3 separate regions of the Homo sapiens genome follow, and regions 2 and 3 are each linked to region 1. Evidence: chromatin contacts called from ENCODE Hi-C or POLR2A ChIA-PET data. All regions are on one chromosome and are shown on one strand. The core of a region is the stretch at or near the end of the contact, and the rest is flanking DNA. Distances in the headings are between cores, read along the strand shown.

Region 1 (4,032 bases), core at 972-3,471:
CAGAAGGGAGAGGGGATCAGGTGAGGGATGGGGTCAACAGTAGAGAAATCCAAACATGGATACTGCCCTTGTGACCCCAAAGCTCTGGCTCACCCTAGAACCCATGACCCTTGACAAGATTCTTTCTTCCAAAGGAGGCCACAATCCCCAAGCTGCCACCCATGCTGGAAAGCAGAGAAGACTGGCCCCAAAATCGGTTTCAGGATAGATGGAGACCAGGCAGGCTGGATGGCAGCTTCTGGCTCTAAAGAGTGAAGGCCCTGTCCCCAAAAGGTGGAGCTGGGAGCAAACAGAGGGAAAAAGCTGGACAAAAAGACCTGGAGACAACTCCTTCCACCAGGCTGGTCTTCAGAGGATCACTGGGAAGAACCCAGGGAAGGAACAGAGACCAGCAGTGACAGATAGGCTTTCAGGGGAAGAGAAGAGGAAGAGTGCAAACAGGGAGGCTCTGGGAACTGGGAGAGAAAAGGGAGAGACTACACCCAAAGAGACAGAGCAGTGGCGAGAAGAAAGAGATGTCATGCCTGGAGGTTGCCAGAAAGCCCCGCTGGACCACCCTGTCTGCACCCCCCGTCCCCAAAACCTTAAATGCTAAGCAACGTCCAAGAAAACAACTTGTTAATATGGGGGGAGAGCGGTGAGGGAGAAAGTTTCCAGGAAGTAGGGAGTTACCTGACTGCCTTTCACCATCACAGGGGGAGCTGGTGACACTCGCGGCCAAGGATGGAGATGCTCGGAAAACACTGGGCAATAGTATGGAGCCGCGTGAGCCAGGCACACCCTTTCATGATCTCCTTCAAACACGAAACAGCAAAGCCCACACACCGCCCGGCTCCTCGCCGCTTCCATCCTCAGGTGCTAGCCCACATGTGGGTGCGAATGAGAACACACGCGGCGTGGGCGCGCTCGGGGTCAACAGCAGTGGAGAGGTGGGTGGGTGTAGGTGAGCGGCGGAGGAGGGAGGGAGAGAGGAAGAAGGGGACCTACAGAGGGGGAACCAGAGGGGCGCGCTGGGCTTCACATCTGCACCGCCGCCCCCACCCGCCACCTGGAGCGCGCCGCCCAGGGCAGGGGCGCCTGGACGAGAGTGGACGCCGGGCAGCGCGAGGGCGCCCCAGGGGCGGCCGTGGGCGCCGGGCTCTGCCGGCGCAGGGTGCGCGCGCGCGCGCTCCCAGCCGCGCCCCGAGCCGGGCGAGGGACCCCGGGCCTCTGGGCTCCGCGGCGCCGGCGCCCTCTGCCCCCCGCGCGGCTGGCCAGGCAGCCGGGCTCTCCAGGCGGACGCGAGAAAGCGAGGCGGCGGCAGCCACTTGGGGAACTTTTCCCCCCTCGCCTGGAATTTCACAGGAAACACATGCTCTGGAGAAGCTGGGGCCCGGAGGGGGAGGGGCGGGAATTTTCCGCTCCGTCTCGCGCGGCGGTTCGGGCCCCGGTCCCGCCGGGCTCCCGGGCGCTCCGACGAGGCGGAGGCGCCCCTCGCGGACGCGGCCCCGGGCCACTCCGCAGGGACCGGCCCCGGGGCCGCGGGGAGCGCGGGTAGGGCAGGAACCCGGTGGAAAAGGCAGGGAGCCCCGGCGAGGCGGCGGGGTCCAGCCTTACCTTGGTGGTTTTCCTCTGGAATGTACATCCTCGTATTCTCATTGACCATGGACCAAAAATGGTTTTAATAGGAGGAGCAGCCACGAAGAGGAAGAAATGTGAAAACACCCCCCGGCGGGTCTGGATTAATCCCTCCTCCGAGGCCGGCGGCTTTCGCGCAAGATTCGAGGAAGCCGTGGTCTGCAGCGTTTCTTCTTCCCCGCCGACGATTACCTGATTCCCATTATGGCATCAAACCCCAAAAACTGCTCCTTTCCACTACTGCCTCCTCGAGTGAAACTGTAACGCATCCTCAGTACATCCGGGCCCCTTCCAAGAACTGAGCACCGCACCTCCGGCGGCTACACCATTTGAAAAAATAAATCGGGAGAGGCAGGGCGAGAAGAGGCGGAGAGGAGGGGCGGGGGGCGCGCGGGGCCCGCCTGGGCCGGCAGGGGCCGAGGCGCCTCTGCCCACTCCCAGCGAGTCCTCCTGAGGCCCCTGCCCGGCTCTCTGCTGTCAAAGGGAGCCGGCAACTCCTGGGCGCGGAGGCAGGAAGAGCCGCCGCCGCCGCTCCGGGCCCGCCGCGCCGCGCCGAGCGCCGCTCTGGCAGGAGCTGTTTCTGCAGAGGCAGCGAGAGGGAGACACCGGGCGCGCGAGAGCGCCGCGCTCACTCCCCCCGGCCCAGCCCCGCCGCGCCCGCGCCCGCCCCTGCCCGCGCCGCCCGCCCGCCCGCCCGGCGCGCCGGAGGCAGACGCGCTGAACGCTTCCAGATGTGGCTGCGGCGGCGCGCAGGGAGCCGGGCGCACGGCGCGGGGCGCACGGCGGCGGACTGGAGCCCGAAGTCGGGCCCCCTCCCGGCGCCCGCGGCAGCGCCGCCCGAGCGAGCCCTCCGCCCGCATGACGTCAAAGGGAGCGGGCCCCGGCCGCCGGCGGGCGAGGGGCGGCGTGAGGAGCCCCCGGGGAGGCCGGGGCGCGCGGCGCACCCGGGCGCCAGCCGCGGTGGCCGCGGTGGCCGCGGCGCGGACACACCCCCTCGCGCCCCGCCGGCGGCGTCGCGCCCCCCGCGCCGGCCTGCAGCCCCCCGCCCGCGTTCTCTCCTCCGCTGCGGCGGCGCGTCCCTGCTGGGCCGGCCACGCCGGGAAGGCCTCTGTGAGCGGAATTCCAAGGAGGAGGAATACAATTTGCCCGACTACCAGAGTCTCGTTTCGGATCGGGCCACTGAACAAAACGGCAAGATGAGCCGTGATTCCGTGATTCTGTTTGATCAATTATAATCAGAGCGGTTGTAGAAGTGACAGATAGAGGAGGGGAGGGGAAGCGGGAGGGGCAGCGAGGCGGAGCCTGGTAGGCGAGGCAGCGGTGCCCAGATGTCTGAACAGATTCCTAGACCCAGGTTTAATAATTCCTTGGAGGCAGCCGAGCACGTGTTCTACTAGGATATCCTTACCTACTTCTCTTAATTATTTCTGCAACTCCGGCAGGAATCTATCCAGCACCTCTCCTTCCCGGAGAAGCAAACACTTCCCTCCATCACTCCCTGCAACCACAGCAAGTTCCACGGCACCCCCTGCAGGACCGGGCTCCCCTCCAGTGGGGCTTCGTGATCCCTTTCAGGGGGGCCTACAACTCCCTCTTGGGGAAAACCTCTACCTGCCTCCACATAAGACCTCCTCGCCTCCACATCCACCCTCATTCCCTGGGTGACCCTAACCATTCCCGTGGCTTTCAGCAGCTGTCTATATCAAATGTCTATCTCCAGCCCAGACCTCTCTCCTGAATTCCAGACTACAGCTGACTCCGTCTGATAGACATTTCAAGCCTAATACATCCAAACACTGGATTCCTGATCTCTTCAAAGCCTGCTCCTCCTCACACAGCCTTCCCCATCGCAGTCGATGACCATCCCATACTTCTAGTTGCTCAGTTCAAAATCCTGGAGTCACTCTTGACTCCTTTCTCTCATCATTCCACGTCTAGTCCATCAGGAGATCCTGTTGACCCTACCTTCAGGTGAATTCAGAACCTGACCACTTCTCATTTCCTGCACTGCCACCACCTGGGGCTGAACCAGCATCCTTCACCCAGGTTTCTCCTGTGGCTGATCCCCCTGGTCTACCTTCCCTCTCCCCTCTGGTATTTTCTCAATACAGCAGTCGGAGTAACCCATTTAAAACATCACATCCCAGCACTCCTCTGCTCAAAACCATCCATGGTTACCCATTTCACTTAGTAAAAGCCATGGTCCTTGTGGTGACCTACAGGAATGGCTGAGTACAAATCCCCTTACATCATCTCCTACTGCTGTCCCCCTCACTCGGGATACACTAGCCTCCTGGCTGGGCCCCAGACACTCCAGGAATGACCCCTCAACACACACGCACATTGTAAGGCCTTTGCTCTAGCTATTCCCACTGCCTGAAACACAAACTCCCTCGGCTTCTTCAAGGCTTTCCG
Region 2 (3,870 bases), core at 59-2,558, 290 kb before region 1:
ATACATTTCCAGGGACCCTCCGGATCCCTCTGTTGATCAGAATTTTATCTTAACTACAGGTAGAAATAAGAATGCCCCAGCTTGGGTTCAGCCATGTTTTGTTAGAGGTTGTACAGGTGGCACTTGGGTTGTGTTTTAGAAGAGTAATTGTGGGTTCAGAAAGCATTTTCCCAATGCTATGTCCCATTCACTTGTTTTCTTCCTTTCAGATTAATAAAGATAATGCTCAGCCTGTTGGCATGGGTGTGAGGAGTCAGAAACTTTCATATTCTGCTGCTGAGAATCCAGATTTGGACAGGCTTTCTTAAGTGCCTTTTGGCAAAATAAAGCAAAAAACATAACTTTTCACCTATAAATCCTTCTGTTAGAATACATCTGCAAAAAGGGGTATATATAGAATACAGTTATTTATTTTACATATATATGTTATTATGTACATTATAAAGTTGTATATAGAAGAATAAAGTTATTCTTCACTGTGCTGCTGAAACTGTGAAAACAGCTTCGTGCTCACCAAACAGCAGATGAATTATGAACACCAGGACACCTTCACAGGATTCCACATTATACTGCAGATTCATATTTAATGCCACAAAAGGACAGTCATTACATATAGTTTTTAAAAACCAAAGTACATAGTAATATGTGTAGTAGGATTCTTTTTTAAAAAAATATATTTCCATATTTGCATGGTAAAGACTGGAAGGATATACACATAAAAGAGAGTAGTATCCCTTTGGTCTGAGATTTTGAATGAACTTCTTTGCTCTTTAAAAATCTGCCCTTAATTTTTTGATAATGACTATGTACGACAGTCACGTGCTGCATAACACTGCAGTCAACAACAGGCCACATACACAATGGTGGTCTCATAAGGTTATAATGAGGCTGAAAAATTCCTATCACCTCATGACATCTTGATGACCTGCGTAGGTCTAGGTTACTATGTGCGCGTGTCTTACTTCTTAACAAAAAATTTACAAAGCAAAAAATAAAATAAAATAATTTTTAATAGAATACATCACATAGAAAAAAGGATATAAAGAGAGTATTTTTGTACAGCTGTGTGTTTGTGTTTTAAGCTACATGTTATTATAAGAGTCATCAAGTTAAAAATTAAAGTTTATAAAGCAAAAAAGTTATAGCAAGCTAAGGTTAACGTATTATTGCAGGAAGAAACATATTTTTTATAAATTTAGTGTAGCCTAAGTCCACTGTTAATAAAGTCCACAGTAGTGTGCAGTCATGTCCACTCACTCATGACTCACACAGAGCAACTTCCAGTCCTGCAAGCTCCATTCATGGTAAATGACCTACACAGGCAAACCACTTTCTTAATCTTTTATACTGTACTTTGTACCTTTTCTATGTTTAGATATGTTTAGCATTGTATTACAATTGCTTACAGTACTGAAGTACAGTGGCATGCTGTACGGAATCCAAGGAACGATGGGCTACGCCATATAGCCTAGGTGTGCAGCAGGCTCAACCATCCAGGTTTGTGTATATTCACTCTATGATGTTCACATATGATGAAATCACCTAACAACGCATTTCTTAGAATGTATCCCCATTGTTAAGCAATTCGTGACTGTACTTGTGTAATTATAATTTTGAAATTATTCTCTAAATTAAAAGAGAAGCTATTATTGATATGGGGGGAAGCATTTTTCCTATAAAACAATCTGTAACTCATAATAAGATAATCAGATTGGATCATAAAACCTGTTAAACCTGTTTAGCATGATGGGTATGCTAGCTCAACTTGGGGGTGTGTTGGGGGAAAGGGACAAGAAGGAAAGAAGTTCCCTTCATTTCCTTGGGCCTAGGATAAGCCCTCAAGAGCCCTATTCCACCCCCAAGGGCACCTCCTCCAAGGCTCCTGCTATTCTCATGCTTCCTGGGCCCTGTGTCCTGGATGCACAGGCATACCGGGTCGCTCGCTGCTCCAAAGTTACCCACTTCACACCAACCTTGCCAACCCTAACCCTATCTCTCAGACATCACCCAGTCTCTGGGGAGCAAAAGAATGGCATCTGCCAAAAGAACAGCTGAGATGAGCCACCGGTGGTCAGTGTCACTGACTGGAGGGAGGGGGACCATGGTTCCAGCTGTATCAGCTTCATGGGGGTGGGGGTGGGGGGACATTTCTGGTATGCAGCCACTTTTGGCTCCAGTGCATCCTGAGCCACACAGCCAGGACCTGTGGACGGCATGTGTCCATTGGCCTTGGCATCTATCTCAGACAGACCCTTGTGCACAAGGCGCCCACCCTGGGGTCTCTTCTTGCTATGGACTGCATGGGGATGCTATTATGCCTATACAGATGTCCGTTTTCTTCATTTACCGATTCTCTGACTTACTGATTCAGAAGACGTTTGCTGCTAATTAGCCCCTTGCCAGACATCAAGGAGGGGTCAATAGTTAAAAAACGAGTTGCCCTCTCCTCCCCCCATGTAGCCAGCACTGGGGTCTAAAGTTGGCGTGGCATGCTCCTGCCAAGTCCTGCCTGGCTGTAGGAAAGGCATGCTGGGGGTAGTGAGGGGGAGTGTAGGGTCCTGGGATAGGACCAGGCTGTGCAGAGAGGGGATTCCAGGCTGGAAGTGTGGACTTAATCCTGGGACAGTCATTCCAGGTGCTGAAGCAGAGAAAGGGGACAATTAAGGAGATCTGCCTGGGGGCTGCCTGTGGGATACTACAGGGGGCTGAGACCAGAGGCAAAGACCAAACCTGAAGTCAGAGGAGGAGGCGTGGTCACCACAGGCTTCAGAGAAGGTGGCCAAGGGCAAAGTGCCTGGTTCAGGAGGGCCAGCTTCTGGCCTCCCCAGTGGTGGGTCCTGGAGGGTGTTACTCAGTTCCTCTGGGCAGCCCACTTTTCCTGAGTGAAACGCACATGATAACTCTGCCCTCGCATCTCAAAGGGGCTGGGTGCATTTAAAGTGCTTTGTTAAACTGTAGAGTGCTATACAAATGTTAGCTATTATTATTAAAGGGCTGAGACAGTATTTTGTCAGCAGCTTAGTTCAGCTTGGTTGAACACGGCACTCCAAACATTTCACCAAATACCAAACAGGACTTTGTTATTTAGGGAAGAGATTCAGGAGCTTTCATGGAACACTGGAACATCTAAACACCAGCGAAAAACACAACTATCCCAGCCTCCATGATAAGCATCTTCACTGTGGCGAGGCTGGAGGGCTGGTGAGCACTGTGACCCTCAGGCTCACGCCCAGAGAAGGCCTACAGTCTTGGGGTGCTTGGCTCCAAAAGGAGTCTAAGTCTGGAGGAAAGGAAAAGGAGGGTGTTCATACGGCCAGAAACAATGGTCCTGGCTAGTCTGTGTTTAGCCAGGTTTACCCTGAATGCTCACTCAGTTCTACAGGGGAAGGGCCTCTCAGGGACTACTGACCATGCAGAACACCTCAGAAACTTGGAATCCCAAAACCTTGGTCTTGGAAGGGCATTGCAGCCAGGCTGCCTCTCTACCTGCTTATCTTCCTCCCACAAGCCTGTGGGCTTCTCGAGGATGGAAACCAGTCCCCTAGTACCTAGCAAAGGACCGAGGACGTAGCCAGCTTCCCATATGCATTGGTTGTTTGGATGGATGGATGGATGGTGAATGGATGAATGAATTCCATAGCATTTCTAATCAAGAAAACACCAATCTGTTGCTTCCCACCTTTCCAGGGGAAGCCACCTTTTCTTGCGGTGTCTTACTCTTAAAAGAGTAGTATCTCATCCTGTGTCCCAACCCTGCCCGACATGGCACTCCACTCGCTCCTTTCTCCCACCACTGCTGCCCATCAGGAGGCTGTTGTGTTAATTCTGAAGGCTGAAGCCACCCAGAAACCTCCGCCCAGATGCCTTAGA
Region 3 (3,736 bases), core at 352-2,851, 450 kb before region 1:
TGAGGCTGAGGGGGGCAAGGGCCAGGCTCAGCAGGCCTGTGTCAACCTTGCACTGCACAGCCACTGAAGGCAACGGAGATAAAGAGCAGGAAGGAAGCCCCAGAGTCCATGTGGTCCTATGATAGCAATGGAGGTTTGCAGAAGTCGGCAATTGTTAAAAATAGAGCCTATGGCTGTGAGGCCATCCTGGCTGCAAAGATTCTCCCAGTGGCTGAACTACTAAAATATCCAGCAAAAGAGCATCTGTTAGGAGAGGCGGGGTGAAAGGTCCTTGTGTGTCAGACACTGTCCCCATCCCAGGGAGCCTGGGAGCTTTCCTTTAGCGATAAGGTAACTGTCTGAACCAACAGTGCAAAGGAAACCACACCAGACTTCAGCACCAGGAGAAGAAAAACAAACCCGAGCCAATACAGGATGGGTGGGATTGGTGACATGAGATTAGGGAGAGAAAGGCATGAGAGCCACATGAGCTGCCTGACCACAGGCCACACTGACAGCCGTGCTGGCCACGATGGGCTGTGGTCTGCAGGTCCCATTTGACGATGGGAACCGTGAGGTCATTCTTTGACTATTCTTAGCAGTGGTCACATCAGAGTCCACGTTTGTTCAACAAGTATTTACCGAGCGCCTACTTGTGTAAGGGTTCTGTTGTGTATCGGACTCTCTGATACAGGGAAGGCAATGGGGTTGAGACAGCCCTGGAATGGGAGTCCCAGGCACCTGCTGAGGAAGAGGGAAACCTGGATCCAAGGTCAGGGGGAGCCTGTGGGTGTCCTTGTAGCTTTTCCTCTCTCAGAGTAAGTCCTGCTAAGGAGGGTCAGAAGCAGTCCCTTTCTTTTCCTCTAAATGAGTATTGCTTTACTTTTTTTTTTTTTTTTTTTTTTTTTGAGGTGGAGTCTCACTCTGTCGCCCAGGCTGGAGGTGCAGTGGCGTGATCTTGGCTCACAGCAAGCTCCACCTCCTGGGTTCATGCCATTCTCCTGCCTCAGCCTCCCGAGTAGCAGGGACTACAGGCACCCGCCACCACACCTGGCTAATTTTTTTTTTTTTTTAAAGTAGAGACGGGGTTTCACCGTGTTAGCCAGGATGGTCTCGATCTCCTGACCTCGTGATCCGCCCACCTCGGCCTCCCAAAGTGCTGGGATTACAGGCATGAGCCACTGCCCCCGGCCTGCTTTACTTTTTTGAGAGGGTGGGGCAGTCAGGAAAAGCTTTTGAGAACTATGGACTCCCACCAGCAGTAATGTGCACTGCACACACACAGCATCCTGCAGACAGCCTCGAGGGCACGCCGGCACCCTGAAGCGCGTGCAGAACCCCATGGTACTGACCTACTCCAAACAACTGGTCTGTTCTGTTCGACCCCAAAGGAGCTTGCCCCGTGTGCGTCAGGGGATCAAGAGTGGCAGAGGATGTCTGTTCTTGGCAAACTCCCCTTGCTCCTCTCTGGGTCACAGACCCCACCTTCTTCAGGACACGTGGGAGCAGCCAGTTCCAGGAGGCCACGACGTGCTCACCACAGTTCCCCTCCCAAAGCTGCCTCTGGAGCCTGGGCAGATGGCGAGTGGGAGTTGGGCTCGATGGCGCCCAGGCAACTTCCTCAAAATGAAATCTTTCCTCACTAGTTCCTCACACCCCTTAAATTTTGTGAACATTTAACCTCACAGAAAATGCAGCCTTGGAGGCCACACAAACCCACGCGCCTTGGAGATTTCCTAAGGCCCGAGCTTAGTCTGGGAATCCTTTCTTCTGCGCCACACACAAGGTGAGAGGCTTCCAGCATATGAAGGACTTCAAAGGGGGAGCTACAGACCTCAAGGTCATGGCCCCACAGACAGCCAGGACCATAAGAGGAAACTCATGGGTCCCCCTCGCCGTCCCACACTGCTGCTTTGGTCCCCCCTGGGCTGTGGGCTGGTTTTTTAGAGGTTCGAGATGGGGAACAGCAGGCGAGGGCAGGAAGCAGGAGGACAGATGAGAGATGGAGACGGACGAGGCCAGGGTGGTCCTCAGAACCCCACTGCCTGGGTGAGCAATGCTCGGCTGCCACAGAAGGTGATTCTCTGGCCTGCCTGGCTCTGGTCTGAAAGGAAAGTTCTCCTTTCACTTCCCTCTTACTTTCTCCTCTTTATTCTGGTCCACCTACTTTGGGGGGACAGCTGAGTAGAGAGCACACAAAGCTGGGTGGCTCTGAAGTAGGGCGATGCCTGGAGTCATGAGATTGATGTCCTAAAGCAGCTGAAATGGAGCTATTAAGAAGACAAAGAATAAAGTCAGATTTAAAAAAAAAAATGACCCAGATTGCTGACACCCTTATTTAGAGGTGAAATAAGGGATAGGTCTTCTAGAGCCATTAAGCCGTGTTCCTCAGGTCTCCTGACTTTCCTAAGGAAAGTCAGCTCATTGTCTGTAGCCTTGAGGGCCTCCAGGCCCAAGTACTGGCAGGACGGCCCCTGCCTTGGCTGAAACAGCCTCACTACAAAGGGAGGGAGCATTGAATGAACACTATCAAAGACCTTTCGGCAACCAGCATCTAATTCCTTGAAGGGAACCCCAGATTTAAACCCTCAAGTCCACTTTTTATCTTTCCCCAAAAAGATAAACAGGGGAATAAGCTTCCCTAGCCCCTCTCCTCGAGGCCAACTCCCCAGCCCAGCAGACTTCCACGGGTTCTCAAGCTGTGTGTACCTTTCCTGTAAGGTTCTTGGCACAGGCACTGTGGATCCAAAAAGGCTGAATCGTTTCAGCAAATGTCGAGAGAGAGGCTGACACCTGCCATCGAAAGGCAGGAGGTGTAAATCTGTGAAAGCCACGGTGCTTTACACTGTCACTGGGGGACAGGATCTGCTGCTGCCAGTGAACACCAGTCAGCTCAGGGCAATAGCTCCATCAACCTGCGGCTTTCAGAATCTATGTCACCTTGCTTGCTGGGACACGGGCAGCTACCTCACGGAGCACCAAGTGAGCAGGAAGTTGTGGAACAGGCTCCACCTGGCTGCTCCCCACCCCTGCACCTGCTTATTGAGTGCTGAAAACCCGGGAGTGCCTCAGAGCCCAGGTAAAAGCTTAGTTTACATGGGGGAAGAAAACAACAAGCTCCTAACACCAAGGCAAGCCAACAAAATAAGCTCCTCCATGCATTTCAAACTCCCTGGAATCAGATGGACTCATGTGCTGACATCATGTGGGAGGTTGGGAGCTGTCATAGAGAGTAGTGGGCCCCAGTGTGTGAAGACCTGTGCAGGAGACAACTGGCTGACAGCCATAGCAATGTTGAGAGAACCTAAAACCCAGGTCTCTGCGGCCTCCCAAACTGAGACAAAGCTTGCTTTCCCCAGGCAGAAGAGCCTTCTCTCCTGGTCCAGTAAAGCCCCACTTGGTCCTGGAGTGCTCTGTGCCCCTCAGGGCTGTCCTGCTCCCACAGAGGGCACTGACCCCCATGGCTCAGCTGTGTTCCTCCGCATGTCCTGCAACTCTTTAGTTAGACCTGAACTGCCTGGGCAGGCCTTATTCTTCTCTGTGCTCCCACATCCCTCGTCCCAGGAAACAGCAAATGCTCAATAAATGTTTGCTAAATTAAATTACAGAATCATAAGGACTCATCTAATACCAGCAAAATAAATAAAATGAAACCCAATAAATAAATAAAGAATGGCTTTGAGAGATGCTGACTCTCTTCCTTGATATGCTTCTGAACAGCCAGTTTACTGTTTAGATCAGGGATTCTCCATTTTAG

The links. A loop is a pair of places that touch in the nucleus more often than their neighbours do. ChIA-PET counts read pairs that join two places held with the same protein, here RNA polymerase II (POLR2A). Pooled maps may share reads with other maps.
Region 2: a map of vagina shows a loop between it and region 1 (5-fold over the local background). The contact joins the enhancer-like site here to the promoter of CACNA1C in region 1. A Hi-C loop is called at or near these places in 2 of 168 maps with a recorded cell type or tissue (sigmoid colon and vagina) and 4 of 50 pooled maps. POLR2A ChIA-PET finds 5 or more read pairs at or near these places in 1 of 52 experiments (activated naive CD4-positive, alpha-beta T cell).
Region 3: a map of heart left ventricle shows a loop between it and region 1 (2.0-fold over the local background). The contact joins the enhancer-like site here to the promoter of CACNA1C in region 1. A Hi-C loop is called at or near these places in 1 of 168 maps with a recorded cell type or tissue (heart left ventricle) and 1 of 50 pooled maps. POLR2A ChIA-PET finds 5 or more read pairs at or near these places in 1 of 52 experiments (BJ).

What each region holds. Positions count from the first base shown.
Region 1 is chr12:2,051,176-2,055,207 of GRCh38, reverse strand. It overlaps CACNA1C (calcium voltage-gated channel subunit alpha1 C), which reads right to left and starts at 2,221. Exons shown (of 47, transcript NM_000719.7): 1 at 1,597-2,221. The coding sequence starts at 1,645.
Region 2 is chr12:2,336,754-2,340,623 of GRCh38, reverse strand. All of the region lies in intron 3 of CACNA1C (calcium voltage-gated channel subunit alpha1 C), which reads right to left. Among named protein-coding and RNA genes, the nearest start is that of CACNA1C-IT3, 69 kb to the right of the region's middle. RefSeq lists an enhancer at 2,662-3,162. Within about 2 kb of position 1,308, at least 4 of the 41 ENCODE cell types and tissues checked have a DNase peak (open chromatin) inside an H3K27ac peak, as active enhancers do.
Region 3 is chr12:2,498,361-2,502,096 of GRCh38, reverse strand. The region is part of intron 7 of CACNA1C (calcium voltage-gated channel subunit alpha1 C); the gene reads right to left. Among named protein-coding and RNA genes, the nearest start is that of CACNA1C-AS2, 170 kb to the left of the region's middle. Within about 2 kb of position 1,601, at least 4 of the 41 ENCODE cell types and tissues checked have a DNase peak (open chromatin) inside an H3K27ac peak, as active enhancers do; they include heart left ventricle, where a contact is called at or near this core.